Linked DNA regions of Homo sapiens: region 2 is linked to region 1. A link is a contact called in ENCODE Hi-C or POLR2A ChIA-PET data. All regions are on one chromosome and are shown on one strand. Each heading gives the region's core, a stretch centred on a gene start or an enhancer-like site at or near the end of the contact. The rest is flanking DNA. Distances are from core to core; before and after follow the strand shown. Region 1 overlaps FYN (FYN proto-oncogene, Src family tyrosine kinase). Region 2 holds the start of LAMA4-AS1 (LAMA4 antisense RNA 1).

What was found. A loop is a pair of places that touch in the nucleus more often than their neighbours do. ChIA-PET counts read pairs that join two places held with the same protein, here RNA polymerase II (POLR2A). Pooled maps may share reads with other maps.
Region 2: a loop to region 1 is called in a pooled map of heart left ventricle, with 1.9 times the contacts of the local background. The contact joins the promoter of LAMA4-AS1 here to the enhancer-like site in region 1. A Hi-C loop is called at or near these places in 1 of 50 pooled maps. POLR2A ChIA-PET finds 5 or more read pairs at or near these places in 2 of 52 experiments (AG04449 and activated CD8-positive, alpha-beta memory T cell).

What each region holds. Positions count from the first base shown.
Region 1 is chr6:111,749,474-111,753,790 of GRCh38, reverse strand. The region is part of intron 3 of FYN (FYN proto-oncogene, Src family tyrosine kinase); the gene reads left to right. Among named protein-coding and RNA genes, the nearest start is that of FYN, 120 kb to the left of the region's middle. RefSeq lists an enhancer at 2,251-2,823. Within about 2 kb of position 2,495, at least 7 of the 41 ENCODE cell types and tissues checked have a DNase peak (open chromatin) inside an H3K27ac peak, as active enhancers do.
Region 2 is chr6:112,234,391-112,238,707 of GRCh38, reverse strand. LAMA4-AS1 (LAMA4 antisense RNA 1) reads right to left here and starts at 2,112. Exons shown (of 3, transcript NR_121193.1): 1 at 2,070-2,112; 2 at 1,792-1,929. All of the region lies in intron 2 of LAMA4 (laminin subunit alpha 4), which reads left to right.

The DNA.
Region 1 (4,317 bases), core at 1,246-3,745:
CCACATTAGATCACACTTTTAAGCAGCCATGTCAAACAATTGACTTAAATTGAAATTACTTTCAGCTAACACTTCCCCACAAATTGTTTTTACACATGCTGCTGCTAAACCACATGTCCACCGTCCTGTACTTAGGCAACTTTTTTTTTTTTTTGGTTTAGGCCCTCACATTTGTCCTTACTAATTTTATCATGTCAGTTGTGGCCTAATACTCCAGCCTACCAAGATATTTTTATATCTTGAGATTGTCACTCCTGTCCCTTCAAAAGTTTGTTCCATCTGAATATTTCACCATACAAATTTTCAATATCTTCATCTAAGATGTTGACAAGTTTTTGAAGAGCTCAGAGCCCCATTTTAGGCCTCCTGAGACCACCTTCTAGGTGGACCTGAGCTCACCAATCAGCCCCACTTAAATATTATAATTCACTTCATTGTTCTAGTATCTAGCCCACATTTTCCTATCTTATTCCCAAAGGTATTATGAGAGGCCTTTTTGGATAATGCATTACTGAAATCTGTAAAGAACCACACTTCTCTGACCCCTGTCAAAATAGAAAGTGGCATGACTATTCCTCCTATGAAAGCATCCTGTATGGAGGATCAGACCAAATGCTAAAACACTTTAGTAGGTTTACCTAAATACAGCTTGTCTTTCATATATCATGCCTTGACACTTCTTCTGCAAGACCAGTTTTTTCTGTAAGACTAATTGATATTGAGATTTCAATATATATAGAAATGGGACTAAATTTTATCCAAAGCTATTTTTGCCTCTATTTTGGGGGCATTCAAGTTAATTTCCCCCACTTACACTAAACTGTCAAATACTAGAATGTGGAAGCTTGAATATTAGAGATAAGTAAGTGCCCAGTTCCATTCCACCAGTTCACAGCCCTGTCTATCCCTCCATCCCACCCTCACCACCACCCTCCTAAAGCAAGATTATTAACACTGAACTGGACTGCTAAAACTTCTTCCTAGCATCTTTCAGGTGCTTTTGTGGCAGAGCCATTCTGCATGGAGCTGCCAGACCAAGTGTCATTCTTGCTTAGAACTCTTCAGAGCCTCCCCTCTGAGCTCCAAATTCAGTCCAAGTCCTCTCTTGGCTGCTTGCCTGATCAGAGGAGCCACTGCCTCCCCACTCAGACCCTATTCCACCTGGTGGACTTGTCACTCTTCCCTAAATGTCTTCCATGCCTCCCTGATGCCCATCTTTGCCCTGGCTTTTCCTGTGGCCAGGAATGTCTCAACCCTGCTCTAGATTTAGAAATCTTGCTTCTTTCTCAAACAACAAAATGTCTCTCCTCAATGGAGCCTTGACTGATCTCTCCATTGGAAGTGACTTCTTTTTCCACTAAGCTCCTGTTAGCACCCTACAACTTCCAACTGACAATTGTCTTGCATAGAATTATTTGTACACTTGTTTTATCAAAAGCTGCTCCAGTGGGCTGATAGCTTATTCATCTTTTTAATTCACCAAGGGCTGAGCATTTAGTAGAGAGGATGTATTTGTTGGATGGATCATGGGTAGATGGATAGATGGAGGAATGGATGGAGTTGAGGTTTAAGAGAGGATAAATAACTTGCCAAGATCACGAAGTTGGACTAATAGAATTAATAATAGACTCAGTTCCCAAATTCAGTATTAACATATTTGTCTAGCACCACTCCACATTCTCTTCCATGGTTTTGCTTTGAACTTTTGGTAGAAGCCTTAGTAATAAACATCCAGTTTTATAAAATAAAGTCTTATATTTGTTTATATTATAAATTTATTACTCCTTGATTTACATGCTTAGGAATATAAATCTGAGAAAAATACATGGTAGGATTTTCCTACCACATTCTAAAAGCTTAAGAAATATCTGAAGCTAAGCATGGTGGCTCATGCCTGTAATCCCAGCACTTTGAGAGGCCGAGGCAAGAGGGTTGCTTGAGCTCAGGAGTTCAACACCAGCCTGGGCAACATAGTGAGACCTTGTTTCTACCAAAAAAAAAGATTATTTACATGTGGTGGTGCACAACTGTAGTCCCAGGTACTGGGAGGCGTAGGTAGAAGGATAGCTTGAGCCCAGGAGGTTGAGGCTGCAGGGAGCTGTGATTGTGCCACTGCACTCCAGCCTAGATGACCGAGCAAGATGCTGTCTCAAAAAAAAAAAGAAAGAATTTGAATGGAGACACTGCCACTTCTGCACATCTGTCCTATATGATTTAAAATATCTCTGAATACCTTGAAAACACTGATCTTTTCAACTCTAAAACTCAGAATTCTCTTAATAAAATAGTATGCTGTAGTTATACTGTGTCAGCAGTTTTGGGGGGTTTTTGTTGTTAATTGTTTGTTGTTTTTGTGAGACATGGGCTAGGGATCTGATGTTAAAAATAGACATTAAGCCCCAGGACAAAATGGCCATTCTACCTAGAGACAGCAGTTCTGGCGTTCTGAGGCCACAGTGTAACATAAACATGATGTTGTCAACCTGAGCCAGGGCTGATTTGCCTCATTTGAATCTGAAAGGGAGCCCACATCCTTCCTGTTGCTACACAAAGATGCTGAAAAGAATTCACAGAGAAAACAAATGGACTAATGCGTGTTATGTTTCCCAGAAGTTCTGTCCCCAGTGCCCCCAAAATAGTAAAATAGTTGGGAATGAGGTTGAGCAAGAAAAGAATAAAGGAATAAAAGTATACAATGCCAAGGAAAGGCCAATAGAAACTATTCTTTTTGCTTTGCTTCTCTTGGTGTTTTTTTCCAGTGTGACTCTGTAGATAATGGCAAAGAGAAATGCAGGGTCATTTTTTCCATTTTCAAGTAAAACTTATTTTGCACAATAGACCCACTGAGGCTTGCACTCATTCATGTCTACGACTCCCATCTCTCCAGTCTCAACAAAAGTGAAGGTGGCCATTGTGTCCTTTCATTGTTCTGTGACTTTGCTGCCCCTTTCTTGCTTTTTAAAATAAGTTCCTTAGAAGTATGGAATGGCGGGAACGCATGCCCTTTGTTTCAGCAATTCAGTCAAAATTTCCCAACTTGCCTTCAATGTTAGTAAAAAAAAAAAAAAAAAAATGACATGAATTGTACTGGCATGAATCTAGGTGGTCTGGCCAACAAAGAAAGGAAAGGAGGGAAGAAAATGAGGAAAGGAGGAGAGAGGAAGAGCCTGCATCCCTAAAATTTCTTTTCTCAACAAATATTTACTTGGTTACCTCTATTACAGGCATTTATGGTCATTGTATTAATTCATTCTCACATTACTGTAAAGAAATACCTGAGACTGAGTAATTTATAAAGAAAAGAGGTATAATTGGCTCGTGGTTCTGCAGGTTGTACAGGAAGCATAGCGGCTTCTGCTTCCAGGGAGGCCTCCGGAAGCTTCCAATCATGGCGGAAGGCAAAGGGGAAGCGAGGCATCTCACATGGTGGGAGCAGGAGAGAGGGCTAGGAGAAAGGTGCTACCCACTTTTAAACAACCAGATCTCACAAGAACTCACTGTCATGAGGACAGTACCAAGGAGGATGGTGCTAAACCATTCATGAGAAACTACCCCCATGACCCAATTACCTCCCACCAGGCCTCACCTCCAAAGTTGGGGATTATAATTCGACATGAGATTTGGACGGAGACATACATGCAAACTGTATCGGTTATGTTGCAGAAAGTCAGAATGGAAGGAATCTGGAGCCAAGTACATAAAGGCAGGAGCTACTTCAAAACGGACATATATGTTAGTAGCAGTTGTACATGCTGTCACTCTTGGATCAGAAGTTAAAGATGTCAGACTTAAACTGGATGTAACAGGGAAATTCTACAGATGTGGGGATGCAAATTATGGGATTTTTTTTTTTTCCAGGAGAAATCATGCAGTCTTCCTAGAGGTCTCCATCATAAGCGAGTTTTCCATCATGTAGGTCATTTATCCCTGTCATTTCTTAATTCCATATTTGTTTCCACACACAGATTTTGAACATATATTTTGAACATATATTTATTTAAAATATTTGTTTTTATCTAGCATTGTGCTGAAAGTTTTACCCTATTATAATTGTGTTATCTACATTTAAGTTTTTTACCTTTTAAGGAAAAGAAAAAGGAGAAACTCTACAATCATGCAAAAAGTATATAATTTGCCTGGGAGATGCAGAATAACTTCTAGCAGATAATTACATGCTTTGAACATGAAAAGAAATAGGGTAGAACCTGAACTAAAAGAGGACCAGGTTCTGTTCTCCCTCCCTCAGGGGAGGATATTTTAGAATATTTTGTGTTCATGTTTTAATAAGCTTTTGTTGGATTATTAAGGTGCATTTAA
Region 2 (4,317 bases), core at 863-3,362, 490 kb before region 1:
GTAGACAGAGTCTTGCTCTGCCGCCCAGGCTGGAGTGCAGTGGTGTGATCTCGGCTCACTGCAATCTCTGCCTCCTGGGTTCAAGCTATTCTCCTGCCTCAGCCTCTGGAGTAGCTGGGACTACAGGTGCCCAGTACGCCTGACTAATTTTTGTATTTTTAGGAGAGACAGGGTTTCACCATGTTGGCCAGGCTGGTCTCGAACTCCTGACCTCAAGTGATCCAACCGTCTCGGCCTCCCAAAGTGCTGGAATTACAGGCATGAGCCACCATGCCTGGCCAACTTTTAATTCAATATTTTGAAATATGGAAAATAGTGTGTCAGGCTCTGTACTGCCACATTGTATTTCTTAGGTATCCAGGGACACTCGATTGATCAGTATCAATATCTTCACTCTCTTTTTTAGCAAAAAGGTGCACACTACCTCAGCAAGTGCCAAGTATCCTACAAAGATGAGTAAAACACAGACGAAACAAGCACACTAATAATGCAATACAACTAATTTCTTATGTTACAAAAACTCTTCAAGGATATAGAAGGAACATTCACTCCTGGTGGAACATTCCCAGGTGACTTCATGGGCAAGGTGGCATTTGAGTTGAATCTTTGAGATTGAGGAAAAGAATACAAGCTGAGGGGACAGGATGAGTAAATAAAAAGACACAGAGTTTCTTCTGGAAAGGGAAGTAGTCTCAGTTTGTTGGGCTGAACCACAGGGATCCATCAAAGACTTCATAGCAGAAGAAAGAGAAACACAGTGAGAATCATGATTTGTCAACATTAATCGGGAAACAGTCTCCTGGCTAGATTGGGCAATAGGTGGCAGAGAGCCTGGAATCAGGATAACCCATGTCGTGCATTGGTAACCATCCAGGAGGGCCTAAGGAGGCCTGGATTTGGATGCTAGCTGTGGTCTGGAAAGGAGAGAACAGATGCTGGGATCATCGCCAAGGTTCTGTCAAGATGGTTTGTCATATGTTTGAAGAGTAAGGATGAAGGAGAAGTCAAAGTTGCTGCTGATGTGTGTAGAAATGTATTAAATCATGGGAGAGAAGTCTCTGCAGAGACCTTTCAACATAAAACCTACTAAATCAGTGGCTCTCAGACTGAGGCTCCATGGAAATGCCTGAGGGTTCAAGTCCTCCGGAGCAGCGGGAGGTTGCTCCCTACCTCCTTCAATCACAGCAGCCTCTTTTTTATCTGTTTTATAGATGAATTTCACATGAAATTTTACTGGTTTTTAAAAAAGGGATTCTCTGCTCTAAAATATTTGAGAACCACTATGCTGGGGCCTCCCAAGCTGATATTCTACATCAAGACTAGTCTCCAAAATGTTACTCAAAATCTTATTCAAATCAGTGCCTCCTAGGCAGTTTCCCAGCAGTACACACGTCTGCCTTGGGCCAGTACTTGTCACTGGTTGCATTGAGCAGCTGATGCTCAGAGCACCCCTGTAATAGCTCCAAACATGAGCTAGAAATCTTTAAACAATTGGTGCTCTCCTGAGAGATATTTTTATGCTTCCTGTTCCCTGTCTGACGGTATTTTTGGCCCTTTTCAAGGAAATTAGGAAATTCCACTTTTGTCTCGGTCATTAACCTGGGAGTACTGAGGACAACAACAAAGGAGCTTCGGAGAGAGGATAGGATGGTAGTGGGTAGACCAGATAACCACTATCATTTGATCTTCATAGGAAGGACCAGATGTTCATTCAGTTTTTATTCTTCTAAACCAATTATTCCATCGCAATGAATATCATCTTATTCTGAAACATAAACCACAGTTTCTTACCTGCACCCTGAGCTAAAAAGATAGCTCTCAAGTCTTACTCTCTCCTTTCTCGATACAGTAGTTCACCCCATTTGTGGTCCAGAAGCTGTTTCCAGTGATCTCCAAAGGGGAAAAGTACTTCCATGATGAACATTATGTCTATAAAAATCAAGAAAATAAGCATCAAAAACTTTAGTTTTCCATGCGAATTAAAAAAGCAGCAACCTAAGCATTTCATAGTGTCATGAAGGCAAACTGCAGCTTGTTTTAATTTGCCTTATAACATATCTGCAGTATACCTGGGGAGAACTGATGTTCTAATGAATTAGGAAAGCTTCTTTTATCTCCTTCTACCTGTAGCTTGAAGACCTCAGCTTTTAAAAAGCTGTTGATATTGAACAACTGTTAAATTGGCAGTTATTCACAACTGCCAAATATTGGAATTTCCAATGACTACTGACTCAGGTAGAAAATAGTGTTGATACTTATTAAGCTTTCATGATTTACAAAGTGTTTTCCTATATATTTCCACCTTTAATCTTCACAACCATCTTACAAACCAGGCAGTCCGGAGGTTATTCATCTAATTTATGAAAGCATGGAAATGTTAAATGATAAGCCCAAAGTCTCCTAGCGTGGAAACTTGTTGAGACAGCAGGAAGTTTCACAGAGTTCTAGACTGTTAGAATGTGAAGAGCCTGGAAATCATCATGCTGCTAACATCATTGAAGAGGAAGAAACCAGAGCTAGAAGTTGAGTCACTTCCCCAAGTTCCCACACAGGGTTTCTAGAACTGGAACCACAACCAAGTTTCCTGGCTCTGAGGTCAGTTGTCTTTCTCTACTGCATCACAGAGCAGGGACGCCGTCACGGGGGTGTTGAGACATTAAGTGAGCTGGATCAGACAAGAATATATCCATGTTTACCTTCGCCTTATAACTTATGTAGTCATCTGTGTCCTGGAACTAAGTAATTCAATTGCTAAAACGTTGAAAGTTCTCTTCGCCTTTGGTCATTATATTTATCTCAATTTTGAATTTAATTTATAACCAAATCATGCATCCCATTTCTTTCATTTCAAGCATTTTTTGCCTTGGCCCCATATGCTATCAACCCCTTAAACCATGCTCTCAGCACCTATACTTAGAAAGTAAGCATTCAAGTGCATTAAAATTTCAGAATTTCCGGCTAGAGTTTTCTGGTGGTCACATAAAAATAAACAAAACATCCTTGATCTTAAAAGGAAGAAAGAAAGATCTATTTCAAAAATGAACAATAACATTTTTGTTTTAAAAGTTTAAGAATTAATTTTTAAAATTCCTAGACCATATCATGTCTGGTATTCCTCCTGTACACAGTGATCGGTCAGGTTTCCACATGACCTTAAGAAACTTCCCTATCATGTACCAAAACAATTGAAATGTGAGAAATTAATGAAGAAAATGAAACGTTGATAGCACCAAAGTGGTCCACTCTGGCACTTGTACCCCTCCATGACCTTGTCAACCTGATTTATAACAATTCTGAGTTTCAGCAGCTCCATTTTTATATGTAGAATTTTTCTACTGTTAATGTCACAGGGAAATCACCCTAGTCTTCTAACAGCAAAAAAATATATATAATACCTGTTTCTCGAGAAAATCTGCCAATTCCCAGCAGAACTACAGAACTTTATGATATAATCCAGGGACTTTGCTATGAACAGCATCTGCTGAGATATGCCCTGAACCTAATAGAGGACAAGGAAAAAGGGGTATTTCAGGGGTTTGGGGCAGCCCCACATGGTCTGCAAAATAGGAAGGTTTTTGGGAGGCAGGACAGTTCTAACCCTGCCCATTCCATGGTCCATTTTCAAAATGGTGGGCACTTTCACGCCTCATTCTCACCCTAGTCTTTGATGTCAGGAGGATCCTCAGTATGGTGAGAATAATACTGTATTTAAGATGAAGCTGATGTCTGTGTAAGGTCAGAGTAATCATCTTTATGAGTATTATCCGAAGATATTTGGATATCCGAAGATATTTGGATATCCAAAGATATTTGTAAGGTTCTCCAAACTTCTAGGTTTTTATTAAAGGGCTGGGCTCTTCCTGGTCTCAAACAGTATTTGTGGTTACTTTGGCAGATGAAGCACATTTTTCCTGTGCCCTATGTTTTTGGACATGCAGTATATCAAAGTGTTCGGTGGAAATAAGCATTCTGTTATTTTTTTCTTAGCACATTTTTTGTCTTCTCTTCCATTCAGTTATGTTGAAAGCTACGTGTTGGATCTGTTTTTTAGTTATGACATTAGATCTTCATCTGAGATTATCTAAACTACGTTGGTTTTCTTTTGATTACAATCTCTTTTTTTTTTTAATCTGCTAACACAAGCTCATGTTTATCTAGAAAATGCGCTTTCTCCTCAAAGTCATGAATCAGCATGAATTTCCTTTGAGTTAGTTCAAATCATCCAGAAATTAACAAATTTCAAAAAAGAAAAAATATACTAAAATGTAGTCAAAGCTTTATAAGAATACTTTATGTGCTATATCTCAGCTAGTCACT